2 separate regions of the Homo sapiens genome follow, and region 2 is linked to region 1. A link is a contact called in ENCODE Hi-C or POLR2A ChIA-PET data. All regions are on one chromosome and are shown on one strand. Each heading gives the region's core, a stretch centred on a gene start or an enhancer-like site at or near the end of the contact. The rest is flanking DNA. Distances are from core to core; before and after follow the strand shown. Region 1 overlaps MSN (moesin). Region 2 has its middle 89 kb from the start of EDA2R.

Evidence for each region. A loop is a pair of places that touch in the nucleus more often than their neighbours do. ChIA-PET counts read pairs that join two places held with the same protein, here RNA polymerase II (POLR2A). Pooled maps may share reads with other maps.
Region 2: a map with no recorded cell type shows a loop between it and region 1 (8-fold over the local background). The contact joins two enhancer-like sites. A Hi-C loop is called at or near these places in 1 of 37 single-sample maps with no recorded cell type and 1 of 50 pooled maps. POLR2A ChIA-PET finds 5 or more read pairs at or near these places in 1 of 52 experiments (activated T-cell).

Annotation. Positions count from the first base shown.
Region 1 is chrX:65,721,662-65,727,732 of GRCh38, forward strand. The region is part of intron 2 of MSN (moesin); the gene reads left to right. Among named protein-coding and RNA genes, the nearest start is that of MSN, 57 kb to the left of the region's middle. RefSeq lists a silencer at 1,126-1,420. Within about 2 kb of position 2,175, at least 6 of the 41 ENCODE cell types and tissues checked have a DNase peak (open chromatin) inside an H3K27ac peak, as active enhancers do.
Region 2 is chrX:66,725,482-66,731,552 of GRCh38, forward strand. No RefSeq gene overlaps it. Among named protein-coding and RNA genes, the nearest start is that of EDA2R, 89 kb to the left of the region's middle. Within about 2 kb of position 3,455, at least 9 of the 41 ENCODE cell types and tissues checked have a DNase peak (open chromatin) inside an H3K27ac peak, as active enhancers do.

The DNA of each region.
Region 1 (6,071 bases), core at 925-3,424:
GGTCATATAGCTAGGAAGTGGTATAGCTGGGGCTTAAACCAGGGCACATAGCATTTCCAGTTTTTCTAATGCTTTTGATCAACTGTCCTCTGGAACCTTCTTCCACTTTACCTGCTTCCAAAACTTAGAACCCTAGCTAGGTTGGGCATGGTGGCTCATGCCTGTAATCCTAGTGCTTTGGGAGTCCAAGGTGAGAGGATCACTTGAGGCTAGGAGCTTCAGACCAGCCTGGGCAACATAGCGAGACCCCATCTCTACAAAAACTTAAAAATTAGCTGGGCATGGTGGTGCATGCCTGTAGTCCTAGCTACTTGGGTGGCTGGGGCTGGAGAATCACTTGAGTCCAGGAGTTCAAGGTTACAGTGAGCTATGATTGCACCACTGCACTCCAGCTTGGTTAACAGCAAGACCCTATCTCTAAACAAACAAACAAAAAACGATAAAAGAAAGAAACTTAGAACCTCAGCTGAGTATGTTCTCTGTTATAGAGCAGGTGACCACTTGACCACAGGCAATGTGTAATAACAGAAACAGCAATAGTGGTAGCCCATCTTGGTGCTTTCCAGTGGTGCAATAATTTGCTTTCAGGTGGGTGGCTGATGCAGATGCTGCCAAATCTGTAATGGTATCTTGGGGGTCTCAGGTGTTTGGGCATTGATGCAGTTTTGCACATTGTTTCTCACACAGTTCTTCTCTTGTGGCTCCAGCATTACTCCCTCATTCTCCTCTAGGCGTGCACGCTCGTGTGTGTGTGTGTGTGTGTGTGTGTGTGTGTGTGTGTTTGGAGACAAGGTCTCGCTCCGTCACCCAGGCTGGAGTGCAGTGGTGTGATCTCACTGCAACCTTCGCACCCCACAGTCTCAAGTGATCCTCCCACTTCAGCCTTCCAAGTAGCTGGGACCACAGGTGCCCACACCAGCTATCTTTTTGTATTTTTAGTAGAGATGGGGTCTCACCATGTTGCCTGGGCTGGTCTCGAACTCCTGAGCTCAAAAGATCTGCCCCGCCCCAGCCTCCCAAAATGCTGGGATTACAGGATGAGCCACTGCGCCCGGCCATGCTCTGGGCTTTTGAAGTGGCTGATGACATCACTAGTTTGTTTACTCAGATAAATGCATGGGGGATTCAAGAAGAGAATTTCTGGGCTTTTGAAGTGGCTGATGACATCACTAGTTTGTTTACTCAGATAAATGCATGGGGGATTCAAGAAGAGAATCTCTGGGCTCCTAAGCTGACCTGATCTCCGCTCCCCTCTACAGACCTCAGATGTAGGTTGCCTCCACATGTCAAAAGGAGGTAAAGGGTTTTTTTTTCTTGCTTCCAGAAGCTCCTGATAATTAACGAGGATGTACTCCAAGGCAGATCTTTTCTTTTCACTGCACCTCAGTTTTCCATTTTATGTTGCTTGAACCCTGTAACTCTCCACAGTCATGGAGCTGAGTAGAATACACAACCTCCAGTTTCTTAAGCTAGTGTCTTAAAAACTGAAGTCCTACTTTCTTTAGGTGTATGGGGCAGGTTCCAGGAGGGATACAAAGCTGTGAGATGAATGTGGTTTAGTATTCTAGAGCATTAATTTTACTTGCAATAATTTTAAAAATTCATTATTTATGGAGTAGAATATAAAATTTGCACAAATAATTAAACCTGAGGCTTCAAAGAAATTATAGCTGGGTTACAGCCATCTACCTATTATCTCCCCCTACCCCATCCTACCACACCCCCTATGTCCCTTGGGTATATGCATTCATTATTTTCTGCTGCTTAAGGATTTTTTCCATGGGAGCTTTGAGAAATACTGGCTCAGATCCGATAAGCTGGCTGTCGGGTCAAAGGGAGCCAATAAAGAATTTTCTTTTTCCTCAGGGATAGGACCATTTCTCAGAGTGGAATGATAAGGACCCTAGTCACTGGAGCCACAGAGGTTATTCCTGGAACTGGAAGCTAGATGCTAAGCTCTCACTTGAAAATAAGGTTTCTCTTTCCTCTGGAATGGAGGTCTCAACTGGAAGCAAAGCTGGAAGCAAGAAAAACTTGGCTTGGAAAAGGGGTTTAGAGTTGCCTGATAAAATGGTTCACAGCACCCCCATGGGCCTTAGAGATTTCCTTGTAGCCTGGGGTCAGGAGTCATCCATTTTTGTTCTTTGTTCTTTTTCAGTTTCAATTCTGATTTCAGACCATATTTCCTTCCCGCCACGTCCTCAATTTCTCACTTTGAGACTTCAGTGCAGGCTGAGAGATATTACTCATCTCTTTAAGCCCTAGAGCCTAAGGAAGTGGAACATTTATGTTTCTGATTTCTTTATGTTCACAAAGGAAGAGACAGTGCTCAGAGAGATCACCCTCCCTCCCCCCAGCACTGAGCCTGAATTCTCTCTTTTTTTTTTTTTGACATCACTTTAGGTATTACTTTGCCCAACTTCTCCTGAGTTACTCTGGATCTCAGAACTACTTTAGTCACCATGATCCTTCTCTCTCTCTCTCTCTTTTTTTTTTTTTTGAGACAGAGTTTCACTCTTGTTGCCCAGGCTGGAGTGCAATGGCGCGATCTCGGCTCACTGCAACCTCTGCTTCCTGGGTTCAAGCGATTCTCCTGCCTCAGTCTCCCAAGTAGCTGGGATTACAGGCATGTGCCACCACACCCAGCTAATTTTCTATTTTTAGTAGAGACGGGGTTTCACCATGTTGGTCAGGCTGGTCTTGAACTCCTGACCTCAGGTGATCCACCTGTCTTGGCCTCCCAAAGTGCTGGCATTATAGGCATGAGCCACCACACCTGGCTAATCCTCCTTCTCTTATCACACCCCTACTCCCACCCAATAGTGAAACAGACAACGTGGTGCAAAAAGAGGCTAACGGTCTCACTCCTGGGATTTCTGGGACTGGCTGCATAGTCTGTGCCTACCTCACTTCCTTTCAGTCTTGGAGTCTCTTAGCCTCTACAATTAGTCTGTTAGTACAGGCAAAGACCAGTTGCTGCTTGTCTGAGTCCATTTTATGTTTGTTTTGTTTTGTTTTTGTTTGTTTGTTTGTTTGTTTGTTTTTGACAGTGTCTTGTTCTGTCACCCATACTGGAGTGCAGTGGTGCAATCTCAGCTCACTGCATCCTCCACCTCCCAGGTTCAAGCTATTCTTCTGCCTCAGCCTCCCGAGTAGCTGGGACTATAGGCACGCACCACCATGCCCGGCTAATTTTTTTGTATTTTTAGTAGAGACCAGGTTTCACCATGTTAGTCAGGATGGTCTCGATCTCCTGACCTCATGATCTGCCCATCTCAGCCTCCCAAAGTGCTGGGATTATAAGCGTGAGCCAACACGCCCAGCCCATTTTATGTTCTTATAATAAAATACCTGGAGCTAGTTACTTTATACAGAAAAGAGGCTTATTTGTCTCCTAATTGTAGTGGCTGTAAAGTCCAAGAGCATGGCACCAGCACCTGCTCAGCCTCTGGTGAGGGCCTTTGTGCTGTTTCATAATGTGACAAAAGGTCAAGTAATTCACAGGGACAGGGGTCCCCATGACTGAAACACCTCTCATTACATACTACCTCTTAATGATTCTACCTCCCAGCACTGCCACACCGGCAATGAAGCATCAACATGAGTTTTGGTGGGGACAAACCACATCCAAACCATAGCACTGCTCTACTACTTCTGTTCCAAGTCTGTTCTCCCCCCATGACCTAATATCCTGGCCCTCATGGTCCATCTTCTTCTCTTCAGCATCTTCAGTGGGTCTTCTCTCTCTCTCTCTTTTTTTTTCTCTCTCTCTCAGCTGGATTGTTTCTTGGATCTTGCCTTTTCCCACCAATTGCATCTGGACACACTATTCTTCTGCAACCCTGTGGAAAATGATTAGAACTGTTAATTGGGCCTTGGGCCCTGTTTAGATCTAGGATGATATACAAGGTGCTTTAAAAAAATCTTTTCTGTTCACGCCCACCCACTACCTTCATCCTCTGCAAAAAGCCAATATTACATTTCAACATAAGCATTCACATTTCTCCATCTGAAACTTTCTGGCAGTTCCAGCTGCCTATTGACTTAGAGTCAGGGAATCAACTGGCCATTGAATTCTGGAAGCCTTTTGAACTTTCCTCATTACCTCCCACCCCCACTGATCTTTTCTAAACATGTTTCTAATTATCCACATCAGCAAGAGGTAGCTGGGAAATGGGATTGTTTTTATTAACCATTTGCAAAATAACCTTGTAATGTAATTAGTACAATGATAGAACTTAAGAGAAAAAAGAGATCATTGAAGCCATACTCCCCAATTTGGATAGATAAGGAAGGCGAGGCCCAGAGAGGAAATATGCTACCTTGATATCATACAGCTAGTTGGAGACAGACATGAACATTTTGCTCAGGTTTCCTGATACTTGATCCAAGCTATGAAGGGGAAGGGTGACCTGGTGAGCAATGAAGGTCGATGACTTGGGGGACATGGCTTCTCCCCAAAGTGGTTGTCGCTTGGGTCTAGTGGGAATGCCAGGAAGCATATCTCGATGCAGAAGTGATCAAAGTTTATTACCTGGATGGGAAATTTGGGCCAAAGGAGAGACAAGGCAATTAATCACTTGAGAAGCTCAGGAGTCGTAAGCTCATATGAGTACTTGGCATTAGGACATAGCATGCTAGAGAAGAAAAGGTACAAGCTCTATAGTCAGACACATCATGGTTCTATATGGCTCTGTAATTTTAGATGCATTACCTCTCTAAGCCTTAGTTCCTCATCTATAATATGGGTATAATTGCTATCTCACAGGGTTGTTTACTGTTCAGCGCCTGACACATGATTGGTGCTTAATAAATATGAGCTACTTTTTTCTTTGGGGTCTCTGAAGCTCTAGATTGTAAACTCTGGGTGTGACTGTGGGGCCTGACTTTGGATGCATAATAGAAACTTTGTGGATACAGTGTTAGTGTGTGTATGTGTGTCTTTGTGAGTGAGTGTGTGTGTGCATGTGTGTGTGTGTATTTTGAAGGGAGATATTAATTTGTTCATAAGGGAAGGACATCAGCAAAACTGGGTCCTTGTTCCCTGCTTCCATCTCCAGGTATATTTCTATGATTCTTTCTCACCTTACCCTTACCCTCCACTTGCATCCTTCTCCCAAAAAACAAAATAAAAAAGACTGCCTAAGGCCAGCCTGACCTCATTAGGATGTGGCTCAGCTTCACTGCTGCCATCGACAGTGGTGGGTATGCTGGGGTTGAGCTGAGGGCCAGACTATTAACATGCTAATGTCAGGGACTAGAGAACAGAGCTCATCTGTGTTCTCTTGGCAAGCCTCCTTTTCCTGCCCACTGTTCAGCCAGGAGGCTCAGGACAACAGGGGGCACCTCAGCTGCTACACTGAGGTACTTACCCTATTTCTACCCTCATTTCCACCCTAAACCTGTGTAAGAGGAATCATGACTTGGCTCTGATCAGGGTTGGAAAAAATCCTCTCAGAACCCAGGCACAGCATGGCTTCAGAGTCCTTCACAATCCCCGTTTTATCTTCTCAAACATTCTTTATTTGGGGTATTGTAAATGGAACTCAGTCTTAAGGGTGTGGGTATTACCCCCAGTTGCTAAGGATGAAGGACAATATATGGGAGTGGCCCAAGAGAACAAGATACAGGAGTTAATCCAACAATCTCCACCTTCAGCCTTTAATCCATCATGGAAGTGGGAAGTGGTGTGACATTGTAGAGGGAAGGAGGAGGTGGCAGAAATCACTGGATATGCATGGATTTGGAGTCAAACAGACCTGGTTTGAACCCTAATTCTGTCACTCACAACCTGAAACTTGGGCAAGTTATTTCATTTATTTGAACCTCATTTTTGATATCTATAAAATGGGCCTAATTGTAAGTCTAGCATAGGGGTATTATGAAAATTAAAGGAGATGATGGATGTAAGGTTCTTGGTATGTGTCAGTGCTCATAAGTAATAGATCCCTTTCCTGCCTCAGCAGTACTTTGTGCAGAGAGATGCCGACATCAGTTCTTGATTGCTGCTCAAGTATATTTTCTTGCCAGATGCTGAGCACCTTAAACCCTTTAAGGGCAGATATAATATT
Region 2 (6,071 bases), core at 2,205-4,704, 1.0 Mb after region 1:
ACAAAATGCACTTGTGCCCCCTAAATCTACAAAAAAGCTTTTAAAAAGAAAACGGTAAAAAATAATTTAAAAAAAAACAATGTACATACATTAAAAAGAAACAACTTTGTGGGATTTCTATATTGGGGATGGCAAAGACAATAAAGAAAGGGGCTATGATGTTTCACAAAAAGAAATAGAGAATCAGAAATAAGCAGTGTCATGGCAGCCAAGAAAGGGATCTAGTAAAGTACCGTAGTAATTTAAACTAGGGACAGTGTACCTGGGTGGAGTCTTAGCTCTGCTATTTTTACTGGTTATTTGACATTAAACAAGTTACTTAATCTTAAATCTGCCTGTCTTATATGTAAAGAGAGGACACTAAGAGTACCTACCCCAAAGGCTATTGTGAAGATTAAATGCATTAATACATACAAAGCACTTAGTACAATATTTTGCACACAAGAAGCACCTAATAATTATTTACTAGTATTGTTCCCGGAATGAGGGGAAGGATTCTTTGAAAAAGTTTGGCAGTTACTGCAAAGCGAAGGAGACAGAAAAGGTAGGTACATTTTCTGTGTAAATTTATTGAAATCCATCCCCTTGTCCTCCCCATTGCCCCAGCTAGGCTCACTCAGGTCCTTATTATCTCTCTCCTGGGCTTGTTGGACATGGAGTGAAGCAAGTAAGACATGGGTTGAGGAATAGGAAGTAATTGTGTTTACCTGGAGAATTAGGCTAATTAGGGGTCAGGTTGAAGAGGAGTCTTGATTGCCTGGTGGGTCAGTTAAGACTTGATCCCATAAGCAATAGAGAGTTCTGTAGAATTTTGGAACAAAAAATAGTATTACAGAATTGTGTTTTAAGGAAAATTATCTTAGTGAAAGAAAGACTAGGCATGGGAAACTAATTAAGGGGCTTCCCAATAATCCAGGTAGAGATGAATAGTGCCTGACTAAATACTGAAGAAGGAAGAAAATGAAGCAAGAGATGTTGGGGAAATTGATGAGGTTTTGCAAAATCGTTTTTTTTTGTTTTTTTTTTTCTTTTTTTGAGACGAAGTTTCACTCTTGTTGCCCAGGCTGGAGCGAAATGGTACAATCTCGGCTCACTGCAACATCTGCCTCCTGGGTTCAAGTGATTCTCCTGCCTCAGCCTCCCAAGTACAGGCACCCGCCACCACGCCCGGCTGATTTTTTGTATATTTAGTAAAGACAGGGTTTCACCATGTTGACCAGGCTGGTCTTAAACTTTTTTTTTTTTTTTTTTTGAGATGGAGTCTCGCTCTGTCGCCCAGGCTGGAGTGCAGTGGCGCAATCTCGGCTCACTGCAAGCTCCACCTCCTGGGTTCACACCATTCTCCTGCCTCAGCCTCCTGAGTAGCTGGGACTACAGGCGCCTGCCACAGCGCCCGGCTAATTTTTTGTATTTTTAGTAGAGACCGGGTTTCTCCATTCACAGGATGGTCTCGATCTCCTGACCTTGTGATCCGCCCGCCTTGGCCTCCAAAAGTGCTGGGATTACAGGCACGAGGCAAATTCATTTATTATTCAATATCATTGGACACGTATTATATGCCAGGCATATTGAAAGGCACTGGGAAAGCAACACTCATTTAAGAAATATTTGTTGTGTATTTATTTGGGTATGAATAAATAAAGTTGGGGTGGACTCTATTGTAAGTACAGTATTAAGAACAGAGAATACTTTTAGAATCCTAGCAGACCAAAACAGAAAAGGCTCATGGAGATCCTCCCATATTAACCAATCTCCTTCCAATTTCATAAACTGAGACCACAGAGAGGTCAAGTGACTTGTCACAGAACTAATACAAAGGCAAAGCTTTAAATGTGAAACAGGTCTGATCTGATTTCCAGTCCAGTGCTCGGATTACTACTTCCAGATCTGAAGCTGGAAGGTGTTAATCAGGAAGACTACAGAGATGGAGATGGCAAGTATGAACAGCAAGAAACTGAGGGATCGGAAGAGGACGTCTTAAACTGGGGTTGTGTTTTTCTACATTCAGAACCCCAGAGTTTTGCAAACATTACAGCTAAAAAAAAAAAAAAAAAAGAAAAGAAAAAGGCAACATGAAAAAGACAACATTAGAAGGTCAAGGAATGGTGAATTGTAAGATGTGCATGCTAAAGCAGTGTATCCAGTCTTCGAAGGAAGTAGGTCAGGTTAGAAAGTTGTGATTTCTCCAGTGATTCTTTGCTTAACGACAGAGATACATTCTGAGAAGTGCACTGTTAGGTAATTTTGTCACTGTACTAACATCACAGCATGTACTATGATACAAACTTAGATGTCATAACCTAGGCTACATGGTATAGCCTATTGCTCCCAGGCTACAAACCTGTAAAGCATGTCATTGTACTGAATACTCTAGGCAATTGTAACACAATGGTAAGTATTTGTGTATCTAAACGTAGAAAAGGTACAGTAAAAATATGGTATGAATGATAAAAAAAGATACACTTCTATAGGGCATTTACTAATGAGTGGTGCTTACAGGACTAGACACAATTCTAGGTGAGTCAGTGAGTGGTGGGTGAAATGTGAGAGCCTGGGACATTACACTACTGTTGACTTCATAAACACTATAAACTTGAGCTAGGCTAAATTTTTTTTAAAAAGTTATTTCTTCAATAATAAATTTACCTTAGCTTACTGTAACTTTTTTTACTTTTTTAAAAACTTTTTGATTCATTTGTAATGAACACTTAGCTTAAAAGGGAAGCATATTGTATAGCTGTACACAATTTTTTCTTTATATCCTTATTTTTATAAGCTTTTTTTCTATTTCTTAAATTATCTTTTTCTTTCTTTCATTTTTCTTTCCTTTTTTTTTTTTTCACTTTTTAACTTTTTTGTTAAAAACCGAGACAGAAATATGCACATTAGCCTAGCCCTACACTGGATCAGGATCATCAAGATATCATTAGGCAGCCAGACGCGGTGGCTCATGCCTGTAATCCCAGCACTTTGGGAGGCCGAGGCAGGCGAATCACCTGAGGTCAAGAGTTCGAGACCAGCCTGGCCAACATGGTGAAAAACCATCTCTACTAAAGATACACACAAAAAAATTAGCCAGACGTGGTAGCGGGCGCCTGTAATCCCAGCTACACAGGAGGCTAAGGCAGGAGAATTGCTTGAACCTGGGAGGCAGAGGTTGCAGTGAGCCGAGATCGTGCCATTGCACTCCAATCTGGGGGACAAGAACAAAACTCTTTCTTAAAAACAAACAAAAAAAGATATAATTAGATTATAGAAATTTTTCAGCTCCAGTTCCATGGTAATCTTATGGGACTATCATCATATATGTGGTCCATCATTGACATCATTGATCCAAACGTCCTTATGCGGCTCATGATTATTTCCCTAGGACCACAGTCAGGGAGGAAAAAGATGTACTCCAGCGACCTCTGCTGAATTCCAAAGGCTGCGGCCATAGTTCCTGGTGACGCAGACAGTCTGATAAAAAACTAAAATGGCGGTGTCGCCCGTACACGTCGTGCAGCAGAGCATGACGGAAAGGACTCTGCTGGAACGACTGGCGGCACAGACTTAAGGCCGGACTCCACTCCCCACCCTCTGTAGTTGGGGCTTCATACCCCTGAGCTATGATGGCACCTTATTGTGAAAACGCCCTGAAAGTGCGAAGAGGTCTCTAAGCCACAGGTGTGGCGATGTTGTTGTCATTACCAGGGACATTCCAGTAGGCGGCGATAGAGGGCAGTATGAGTGCCGCAACCACGCCCTACTTTTTCTAGAGCTGGGTTGTTAAATGATAGGGTTTGATAGGGTTTGAGGCCGAGTCAGAGTTTAAGAATGGTGGAATTTAAACTTTAAAGCTAGGAGTTTTCATCTGAGATTCCTACCGGAAATACACAAGGGTTTGTAGCAGTGGTGAAGGTCAGGAAGTGAATTCCTTGAAATAGTATATAAAAATAAAAACGTAAATTTCTCTGCACTTGTAGGGAGAGAAGGTCCATAGCTTTCATCAAAGAATTTGGTGAATCCTTGCCTTAGGGGTTGGGGCTCCGGGCCAGGGACAACATAGTATAACAATAATGCAGAACTGTAGAGCCAGACTTTCTGGTTTCACATCTTTACCTCTCTAAATCCTTCCTATGTCATCTTAGGCAATGCACTTAACCTGTTTCAGACTCAGTTTCTTTATCTATAAAATGAAGATAACAGCTGTGCTGACTTTTTAATAGACATTCTGACTGGCATAAGATGGTACCTCGTTGTTTTCATTTGCTCTTCTCTGATGATTAGTGATGTTGAGCATGTTTTCCTTTTTTAATTTTACTTTAAGTTCTGGGATACATGTGCAGAATGTGCAGGTTTGTTACACAGGTATACATGTGCCATGGTGGTTTGCTGCACCCATCAACCCATCATCTAGGTTTTAAGCCCCTCATGCATTAGGTATTTGTCCTAATGCTCTCCCTCCTCTTCCCCCACCCCGACAGGCTCCAGTGTGTGATGTTTCCCTCCCTGTTTTCATGTGTTCTCACTGTTCAACTCCCACTTATGAGGGAGAACATGTGGTGTTTGGTTTTCTGCTCCTGTGTTAGTTTGCTGAGAATGATGGTTTCCAGTTTCATCCATGTCCCTGCAAAGGACATGGACTCATCCTTTTTTATGGCTGCATAGTATTGCATGGTGTGTATGTGCCACATTTTCTTTATCCAGTCTATCATTGATGGACATTTGGCTTGGTTCCAAGTCTTTGCTATTGTAAATAGTGTTGCAATAAACATACATGTGCATGTGTCTTTATAGTAGAATGATTTATAATCCTTTGAGTATATACCCAGTAATGGAATTGCTGGGTCAAATGTTATTTCTGGTTCTAGATACTTGAGGAATCACCACACTGTCTTCCACAATGGTTGAATTAATTTACACTCCCGATAACAGTGTAAAAGCGTTCATCCCATTCAAGACATAGGCATGGGCAAAGACTTCATGACTAAAACACCAAAAGCAATAGCAACAAAAGCCAGAATTTACAAATTGGATCTAATTAAACTAAAGAGCTTCTGCACAACAAAAGAAACTATCGTCAGAGTGAACAGGTAACCTACAGAATGGGATAAAATTTTTCCTATGTTTATGTTGGCCACTTATGTGCTTTCTTTTGAAAAATGTCTGTTCATGTATTTTGCCCACTTTTTAATTGGTTATTTGTGTTTGTTTCTTGTTCAGTTGTTTGAGCTCCTTGTAGATTCTGGATATTAGTCTTTTGTTGGATGCCTAATTTGCAAATATGTTATTCTATTCTGTAGGTTGTCTGTTTACTTCATTGATTAAGAAATTCCACAAAGTTTTGCTCTTCGTCTCTCTTTATGTACTTGAATAGACAACATCTATTAGCAGAGTGTGTGTCAGAGACAGCCCTTAGCACACTTATAAGGTTTATCTCATTGACTCTTTTCAGCATCTCTCTGAAGCATGTACTATTATTATCTCTATTTTACAGGTGAGAAAACCGATGGACAGAGAAATGAGGTAACTTGACTAACATCACACAGCTGGCAAAGAGCAGAGCTTCAATAGGAACTCAGGCAGTCTAATTCCAGAGGCCATACTCTTTTAGCCCATACATTTGTGTTGTTTTGCTTTGTGACTAAAAGCCAGACTCTAGATCTAGTTTTTCTGCTGAGTTCAAATTCCAGCATTACCACTTTCTAGTTGTGTGACTTTGGGCAAGTGACTTCACCTCTCTAAGCCTCAGTTTCCTCATTTGTGAAATGGAAGAACAATAGTAAGGCTGATGTGAAGATTAAATGAGTTATTTATGTAAAATACTTACAATAATGTTTGAAACCAGGTAAGTAGTATGTAAATGTCTCAGTTCCCCAGGCAAGATTGGTGGGAAATCAAAAGTCAGTCTTTTTTTTTTTTTTTTTCCTTGCAGCTTTCTAACATTACACAGAACTGCCAGGCTTAAACCAGGTTTAAGTAGTCCAGAAAAAAAAAATGGGTTATGTAGTCTTCAGCAGTCCCTCATGGCTGCCTTCTGGTGCTCACTGGTCATGTCCCAAGTGGTCCATTTCAAGGCTTTGTAATCC